Linked DNA regions of Homo sapiens: region 1 is linked to region 2. A link is a contact called in ENCODE Hi-C or POLR2A ChIA-PET data. All regions are on one chromosome and are shown on one strand. The core of a region is the stretch at or near the end of the contact, and the rest is flanking DNA. Distances in the headings are between cores, read along the strand shown. Region 1 overlaps TSPAN5 (tetraspanin 5). Region 2 overlaps TSPAN5 (tetraspanin 5).

The links. Hi-C counts contacts between places; a loop is a spot of excess contacts on that map. ChIA-PET counts read pairs that join two places held with the same protein, here RNA polymerase II (POLR2A). Pooled maps may share reads with other maps.
Region 1: a pooled map shows a loop between it and region 2 (2.2-fold over the local background). The contact joins two enhancer-like sites. A Hi-C loop is called at or near these places in 1 of 168 maps with a recorded cell type or tissue (endothelial cell of umbilical vein) and 3 of 50 pooled maps. POLR2A ChIA-PET finds 5 or more read pairs at or near these places in 3 of 52 experiments (AG04450, H1 and activated CD4-positive, alpha-beta T cell).

The regions. Positions count from the first base shown.
Region 1 is chr4:98,515,501-98,520,143 of GRCh38, reverse strand. All of the region lies in intron 1 of TSPAN5 (tetraspanin 5), which reads left to right. Among named protein-coding and RNA genes, the nearest start is that of TSPAN5, 140 kb to the left of the region's middle. RefSeq lists an enhancer at 1,217-1,296. Within about 2 kb of position 2,528, at least 6 of the 41 ENCODE cell types and tissues checked have a DNase peak (open chromatin) inside an H3K27ac peak, as active enhancers do.
Region 2 is chr4:98,466,288-98,470,845 of GRCh38, reverse strand. TSPAN5 (tetraspanin 5) reads left to right here. Exons shown (of 8, transcript NM_005723.4): 8 at 1-479. Among named protein-coding and RNA genes, the nearest start is that of TSPAN5, 190 kb to the left of the region's middle. Within about 2 kb of position 3,110, at least 11 of the 41 ENCODE cell types and tissues checked have a DNase peak (open chromatin) inside an H3K27ac peak, as active enhancers do.

The DNA.
Region 1 (4,643 bases), core at 1,279-3,778, 50 kb before region 2:
TTGGTCCCCTCTGTACACTGCCCCATACATCTTCATGCTCTCTAAGACAATGCCTTGATCCTCTTTCCTCCAGACTATATGTAGCCTTAATGATAACCACAGTCAGTTATTTATTGAGCCAGGCATATGCCAGGCACCTTTTCATGTGCCACACACTTTAAGCACGTTATTTGAGCACATGCGTTATCTCATTTAGTCTTCCCAATGACCCCACGAGATAGATTCCACTTGTCTCTGTGTTTTGTAGAGGAAGAAGTAGAGGACTGACAAGTTAAATTACTTGTCTGAGGTCACACAGCCAGTAATGGTGGAACCTGAATGCTAAGCTAAGTTTGACTCTAGAGCCAACTGCTGTCCAGCCCCCAGATTTCCTTGTGCAAGAGTCAGAATCTTTCCACATCAGTGTCTGACATCTGTCTTGGTAATAACGCCTAAAACTGAAATCTAAAACTGATATTTCTCTCCAAATATTCTCCACTTCTAGTATTCCTAACTTTGTAAATGACACCAAAAGCCTGCCAAGTTGTTTAAGCTAAAAACTGGGACGTTTTCTTAGACTGCACTCTTTTCTTCACCTCCCAGGACATTCCCCTTCATCCATTCATTTTTTTCCTTGCCTTTCCTCTTGTTTTTCCTTTCCTTTCCTTTCTAACAGACTCACTGTCTCACTCAGGCTAGAATGCAGTGACGTGATCATACCTCAATGTAACCTTGAACTCCTGGGCTCAAGCGATCCTCCCACTCAGCCTCCCAAGTAGCTGTGACCACAGACACATACCACCATGCCCGGCTAATCTTTTTAATTTTATTTTCATATTTATTTTTTATATTCACTGTGTTGCCCAGGCTGGTCTCAAACTCCTGGACTCAAGCAATCCTCCCACATTGGCCTCCCAAAGTGCTGGGACTACAGACTGAGCCATTGCACCTGGACCTAAAGGCCCATAATTTTAACCTTGTACCCTGCTGCTTCCTGCCACTGAGTCCATAGAGTCTCTGCCTTTTCATCTGCTGTCTCCATCTTGCTGCGGCTGCCTCTTCCTTTTTCAGCTGATGTCATTCTCACCAAATTAGTAGCCTCCCAATTTGTCTTGCTACCTGCAGTCTCATCTCTCTTCAATTCATTCTTTGTACTGTGCTGGAAAGATGTTTCTGAAATGCAAATCTGATAACTTGTTTTGCTTAAAATCCTTGGTTGGCTTCCCATGGCTTGCTGGTCCCTTGGTACCCATAACACATACAGCTATGCTGATCAGGCCTTAACCCTTCTAGCCCAGAGGTTCTCAAACTTCAACACATGTCACAATTACCTGCAGGGCTTGTTAAGAAGACAGAACTTGCTGGGCCCTGCCCCCAGAGTTTCTGATGTAGTAGGTCTCGAGCTGCCTCAGAATTTGCATTTCTGACAAGTTCCCTGGTGCTACCACTGGTGCGGGACCATAGCCTGCCTAGTGCCTTGTCTGGCTCTCTCTGCTCCAGCCCTGGAACCACTTGCAGGTTCCTGAAGGGAGATGCTGTTTCAGGCTTTGATCCTTTTGGATAAGCTGTTGCCTCTACAGGAGATAGTCTTTCTATCGCCGTCTCTTTAAAATACAGTTCAAGTGTCACTTCCTAGGAAGCTTCCTCTGACCCCTGCAGTGATCTCATAGTTTCTGTGGCAACCCATGTGCATCTCTGGGAATGCTCCATTTCTGTAATTGAGTTGTCATTTTATTTATGTATCTCCCACCCACTCCCACCAGACCATTAGCTCTTTAAGAAAAGATATCATTCATTTTCTTTTTCACCCTTCTATCCCTGGCACCTAGCATGGTGGCTGGTATATACTGAAGATATTCATTAAATAAGTTGAATGATATAATCCTACTTTTACCTTAAAGAATAATTCTATTTTGGTTTTTATTTGCATTAACCTTTATCATACCTTGTTTTTAAATGTCAGGATAGACTGGGTGTGGTGTGGCTCACGCCTGTAATCCCAGCACTTTTGGAGGCTAAAGGGGGGAGGATCACTTGAGCCTAGGAAAAGTTAAAAAAAAAAAAAAAAAAGTCAAGATGTTTCAACATAAAAACAGTGTGCATCTGACAGTATTAAACTTTCGAAGCTACCATTAGAGAGAGCTTATAACTCAGCTGTCTAATGCAAACCGCAGTTTATTCCTACAAAGGCTGATGTTTGTCTATAGATAACTTACTTCTCATGCCTCTGATTTGAAGTGCTTGAGTTATTCCTCAGTCTTTCTCAGCCTTCAGAACATTTCTCTGGTATGTTTTTCAGCCTTGGATTTATCTAATCAGGGAGTTACAGATGGAATAGTGCAAGCCTTTCTTTTACTGAGACAAGCAAAGATTAGTGGGCTGTAAACTTGCAGCCTCCATGTTTCCATCCAAAAGAGGATGGCTCATCCCTCACTTTCCCTTTTACGTGCCTGCATTGCTTGGGTAATTTCCAAGAAGAGTATCAGTTTGATTGCTTGCACAGCCCTCCCTTCTCTCCCCTCCCCATCTCAGATGACTAGTCCTTGCCAAAATGTCAAGTTCCAAACCCTAACAAAAGAGTTTGCAAACAAGACTGTCCCTGGATTGTAGACATTTCTTCAAGGGGTGCCTGGCCTTCTCCTGGTGTAGTGCAAGTTCAAAGGCAAAGAGCCCTTTCATCCTCTGGGAAAACAGAGAACACAGTTCCAAAAATGCTTGGATACCTCCAAATAGACCTCCTCCCCTGCCTCACCCCTTTCCCAGGCTCTGCTATGTGGTGTTTTTCAGGAACCATTCTGTGGATTTTAGCCATATCATTCTGCTTCCATAGTTCAACAAGCAAGCAGCAGACAGCTCTTTCCTGCAAGTGGATGTGTGGCTGAATTATATATTCCTTACACAGCAAGTAACAACATCTTGCCCAGTAGTTCAGAACAACTGGTATCTCCATTCAATTATTTGGAAAGAAATTTCCCTCTGCCAGAGCATGATTAGTCTCTGAGCACCATCAGTCTCATGCCTGTTTTGCATATCTTGTAGCTTACTGTAAGCTTGTCACAGGATTAAAGCATGAAAGCAATTGATCTGGTCTCTTATTTATGTCTTAGGACCAGTCTTAATCTGTTTTGTGGTGTTGCTACAATAGAATACCCGAGACTGGGTGATTTATAAAGAAGAGACATTTACTTAGCTCATGGTTCTGCAGGCTGGGAAGTTCAAGGGCATGGCCCTGGTTTCTGGCAAGGGCTTCCATGCTGCATCATAACATGGTGAGATGCACAAAGGGGAGACAGACACGTGCAAAGAGGGATCAAACAGGAGAAGGAATCTCACTTAATGCCAACCAACTCTTGTGGGAAATAATTCATTCCCAGAGAACTAATCCAGTCTCAGGAGAGCAAGAACTCACTACTGTTAATACAAGTGTTCAGTTACCTCTAGAACAGCTGCAAGCCATTCATGAGAGCTCTGCCCCCATGACCCAAACACCTCCCACTAAGCCCCACCTTCTGACACCACCACATTGGGGATCAAATTTCAACATTCATTTTGGTGAGGGCAGACAAACCGTGCTCAAACCATAGCAGAATGCTTTTGGCTGCATGTAACAGAATGCCCCCAAAGTAGCTTTAGCTAAGATGAGAGGCGCTTACTTAAAATAGGAGCCCAGGGGATTGCATGGAACCCAGCATAAGGAGTGCAACCACAGGTCCCGGGATAAGAAGCTGGAAGCAGTCAGGAACATAAGCTACTCTGGGTCTCTTTTCTACTTTCTATATCTACATAATATCCCCCAGTCTATTCTAGCATGAGGGAGACTAGGCTGAGAAAAATCACTTTGTCCAATACCAGACTCTTGGGAAATGGGAGACTCTGGCCCAGCCTGGTATTCAGTGGAACAGCTCTTCCTGAGTCATATGTCTGACCCTAGTGACTCATCTGTCCAGAGAGTGGGAGAAGGCCCATCCTCCACAAATATGCGTACAGGAGCCCCTGTTGGGGCAGGGCCAGTTTTCAGAAAGGGGGATGTAGATGGAGGAGCTAACTCGATTAATATTGGTTATCATTTGTATCCCACGTTCTTCTGAAAGGATTCTGTAAAAAAATAGGCACAATGAAACCAAACCCATTCACACAGGATATCATGCAAAAACCAGGAGCAATAAGGTTACGGAGAGGAAAGATGCATCTAGAAGCCCTGATGGAGAGAAACTTCTTTAATGCAGAAATTAAATTAATCAAAATTAGTGGATTTAAAAGTTCTGGGGCTAGTCATCCAGAATTCATGAACTAGGTTGCTAAGAAAAGCAATGGAAAAGATGTGAAATTAAGTACCATATGAGTATCTGACTAGAGTGTGTTAGTTTGTTTTAAATGCATGGGATACTGTATACATTTTTTCCTGGAATGACCCTCAAGCTGAAATTGAGGAGAGAAGATAAATGGGAGGCCGGATGCTGCCACTTCCTGTGAGCACATGCTCTCTGGTTAGGACAGGCCCCATCACTGATCTCTGTTATCTAATCCCAGGTCACATCACTCCTCCATAATCCTCTGTGTTTGGGTGTGTGTGTGTGTAAATGTCAAATAAGGGCACATGCAGCAAGTGATACAGAAGTTCAGGAGAGGGAGAGAGAGAGAGAGAGAGAGAGCCTCTGATCACT
Region 2 (4,558 bases), core at 1,861-4,360:
CAGCCCCATGGTGCATGGTGGTGGCCGATGAATGTGTCAGTCTGCTCAGAGAAAGGACAAAAAGGAAATTATTTTCAAAACTGTGTTCACTGTTTGGGTGTGTGTATGGCTCTGCATGTGTGTGTTTTTGTCTCTGTATAGGTAGAGGTATTCACATCTTACTCCGACTGTAAGGTTGTCTTACTTCATCTCTGCCCCCACCACAGTTGCCATTTTGTAATGTCCTTCCAACATGGAGAAGACACGAGCTCTCTCCAGTTGGCATCATTTGTCTTTTTTGTTGATTGCCTCATTCTCCAGTGAACTCCATCTGGCCAATTGATTCAGAATCAGGCAAGATCCCTGCCCTTTGGCACATCCACTGAAAGGCCAAACAGCAAGTCCGAGTGAGTTTTAAATATTAATTAATCACCCTTTATTTTTTACACTTGAGAGTGATTGTAATAAAGGCTGTCATTAATAAACTTGGTTCTACCTTACATGGTGTGTCTTTCTTCATTACTTCTTTCTTGAAATTGTGAAATTTTCGAATCCAGTGGTTCTCAAACTTTAGCAGGTGTCAGAATCACTGGGAGGACTTGTTAAAACACATGAATGCATTTGCTCCGTGCCCATAATTTCTAACTTAGTAGGTCTGGGGTGGGGCTGGAGAATTTGTATTCTGATAAGATCGTAGGTGATGCTGTTTGCGGCTTGTTTGGGGACTACACTTTGAGAAGCATTGTTCTGATCCAGTTTTCTAGGAGGGGAAACAGAAAGGTAAGATTTTGTAGTTGGGAAGGGAAAGGTTCCTTTGTACTTAAAAATGCTGACTGACAAGACACAGAGGCCAGAGCCTCGTATGTAGGAAATCCCTGCCCATGAGGTCATCTGCTGGTTACAATCACTTGGGGACCATGTGAAATACAGATTCCCCAGACCTTACCCCTAGCAGTTCTGGAGTGGGAGACAGGGTAATCTATGTTTTAAAAGCTCCCTTGAAAATTTAATGCCTGGTGGGATTTATGACTTATGGGCTTAGATAAATGTTGATAATATTCACAACCTTTTATATAAGAAAATAATTTCTCACAGTCCCTTGGAGCTGGAATCTTAAAAACCCATTAGAGAAACGTCAGCTTAAATGTCTTTCATTGTGAATTATCACTGCAGAAGAAGACTTCCGTCGTTAGAACTGATTAAATACTTTTTTCAAAGATCAAATGAAAACAAATTTTAAGGTTCATATAGCACACTTAGATCCTGACAACATAGTGTCAGACTTGTTCAAGAAACGTTTTGCCTCATATCTCAGATATTTGAAACAACGTTATTTTGATTTTAAGGAAATTTATCAGTGATGATTGGAGATGGCCAATCCCTGCTTCTTGAGTTTTCTTATTGTCTACATTGGCCCTCTTTGCTTGTTGCAAACTATAAGCCAACAAAGGAAAAAAAAATGACAGCTCAGAAGTAAAAGGATGCTTTGTCTATAAAACTCAAAAACTTGGAGGAAGTTTCTTCAATGTGTAGAAGGTAGACTTTAGGGGAAGCTTATTAAATTTCTCTTTATTTCTGTTGTTGGGCTGGTTACCACTAACATCATTGCTCCTATAATTTAAAAATATACAGTTTTTAAATGTGAACTCAGGAATTTAAAAATATTTTGCATCATGAAGTACTTAAAGAAGTGCATTTCCTTTGTTCTTCCTCTTCCTTCTCCCAGGGAGTAATAAACCTGGACTTTTCTTTCAGCCTTCTTCCTGCCACAGGTCCCAGTTGTCCTTTCCTCAAGGGGATCCTCAAAGTGTCTCTTGGAGGTTTCTTGTGCAAAGTGATCATTCATTTCCCCGTGTTTGTGTGGGCAGGAATGGAGTGATTTTGCAGTTTCGTCTGTTTCCGGCTGGCTTGGACAGGCGCCCTGGGAAGCCTGTGGGCTGAACAATGAGGAGCTGGAGCCCAGTGACCTGGCAGGCCACCCCAACTCCCTTTGTCATTTATTCCACGAAGCCCTCCTTCTCTAGGGAAATCCTGTTTAGACCTCCAATGAAGAACTGGGAAGCCCTCTATAAACGCTGGCCAGCAGGGTTTCATGGCCAGAGCTCTCTCCAGTGAGGCCATGGGGCTGCTTCTAGGTGCTGCCCAATTCCAGAGTGAGAAGCCTAGTCTTTGAGGAGGAAAATGCAGCATTTGCCTGAAAAATACATTAACATTGGCTTTATCATGATGACACAATAAAATCCATAGAAAATCTACACATGATAACAGACAAGGCAGTCAGATGGGGGTGGGGGGGTGGGTGGGGGCAGGGAGCACGGCGGAGAAGCCAAACTCTGAACTTGGAGCAAAGCCATCCTTACACTCACCCGAGCCTTTTTGTTTGGAGGGGTTTGCCACAAAGAGTTTATAAAATTACAGTTTTAGGCCAGACAAGGTGGCTGGCTCACACCTGTAATCCCAGCACTTTGGGAGGCCAAAACAGGATGATTGCTTGAGGACAGGAATTCAAGATTAGCCTGGGCAACATAGCAAGACCCCGTGTCTTAAAAAAATGAAAAAAAAAATTTTTTTTAATTAGCTGGACCTGGCGTCATGCACCTGTACTCCCAGCGACTCTGGAGGCTGGGGCAGGAGGACAGCTTGAGCCCAGGAGTGAAGTATGATCGCACCACTGCACTCCATCCTGGTTGGCAGAGGAAGACCCTGTCTCTAACTTAATAAAATTACAGTTTTTAGGACTTCTTGAGGGATTAAGTACAGCTTGCTTTGGCGTTTTCATGCTGAGTGGTTCTCTTGTAAACTTGCCGCTGGTGAGAGGAGGCTGATTTAGTCCCTTCCTGTTATCCATTAGCCGGGGCTAAACCTCTGGGGACCCGCACTGGCCATTGTGATTTATTTTTCCACTTCTAGGAATTCCCAAGTAAAGTAAATCTAAGGGAAGAGCAGGCGAGTTCACGGGCTTTCACTGTAAATATGCCCCGAAAGGAAAGCAGTAGCAGGCTTCCCACGCTCTTGCCCCATACCGAACGCACGCTTGCATTCTCCGTGGGGGAAAGCTACTTTTCAGATACGGAGCGGACCTTCAGGTGCTGTGTCAGCTCTTGCATTTGCAGAGCAACTCGTTTGAACGGGAACGTTTTAATGGCCTGCCCTCTAGTGTCGACTGCGTAAAACCACTCCGGACTGGAGTTGGAATAGTTCAGGGATAAAAACACTGTATGTTCAGAGGCGCTTGTGCTTTGGAGAAACTTGAAGGTACACAGCTTATGTTGCCTGCTTAGGGCGGGTAGGTGTTTTATTTCCTTTACACGCTCCTGAAAATGGCAAGGCTTGTTTTGGAAAGATGAGAGAACAGGACGTTTTGCTCCCATCACCATCTATCCTGCTTGGGATCTTGCTGCTGGGAGTTTATCGCGGCAGGATGGAGCTGGGCCTTGTCCTCCCACCAGTTTTCAAATGTGGTTTCTAGACGACGATGGTGACTGCCTAAAGCTGCTCATCTTCCAGGCAGAGGCACTGTCCTAAAGGTGTCCTCAATGGGGCTGGGAGGACAATGCTCTGCACCCTCCCTCCCAGGGAACACCACCCTCCATTGGAACTTCAGAGGTTTTTGTGACAAAAGGCCCCAGGACCCTGGTTTGCACTTCAATTCCTCTTCAAAATGAGCAACTCTCCAGAAACAAGGAATAGAACATCTTTATATTTCTTCTAAAACCACCAGTGTGTTACTTCTACACACTGTACTTAGAAATACACACATATATGCATACATACCACCAGTGTGAATCACCTGGATTTTGCTTTGGTCTTGTCAGAAGCGTTTGAACCAGAACAACTCCATTGTGAATAGGACCTGGGTAAAATGAGGCTGAAACCTACTGGGCTATGTTCCCAGATGGCTAGGCATTCTAAGTCACAGGATAAGATAGAAGGTTGGCACAAGACACAGGTCATAGACACCTTGCTGATAAAACAGGTTGCAGTAAAGAAGCCCACAAAAACCAAGATGGCGATGAGAGTGACCTCTGGTCGTCCTCACTGTTACACTCCCACCAACGCCATGACAGTTTACAAATGCCATGGCAATGTCAGGAAGTTACCCTACATGGTCTAGAAAGGCGAGACATGACTAATCCACCCCTCGTTTAGCACATCATCAAAAAATGACCATAAAAATGGGCAATTGGCAACCCTGAGAACTCCTCTGTCTATGGAGTAGCCATTCTTTTATTCCTTTTTTTTGTTAATAAATTTGCTTTCACTTTATAGACTCACCCTGAGGATGGCTTGAGCCCAGGAGTTTGAGACCAGCCTGGGCAACATAGTGAGACCGTCTCCCTACAAAAAATTTTTCTAATTGGTGGACATGGTGACACAAGCCTATAATTCCAGCTATGTTGGAGGCTGAGGTGGGAGGATTGCTTGAGCCTAGGAGATGGAGGCTGCAGTGAGCCATGATTGCACTGCTGCATTCCAGCCTGAGCAACAGAGCAAGATCCTGACTCAAACAAAAAAAATACGTAAAAAAGAAAACAATCAGCTGGGTGTGGTGGCTCACACCTGTAATCCCAGCACTTTG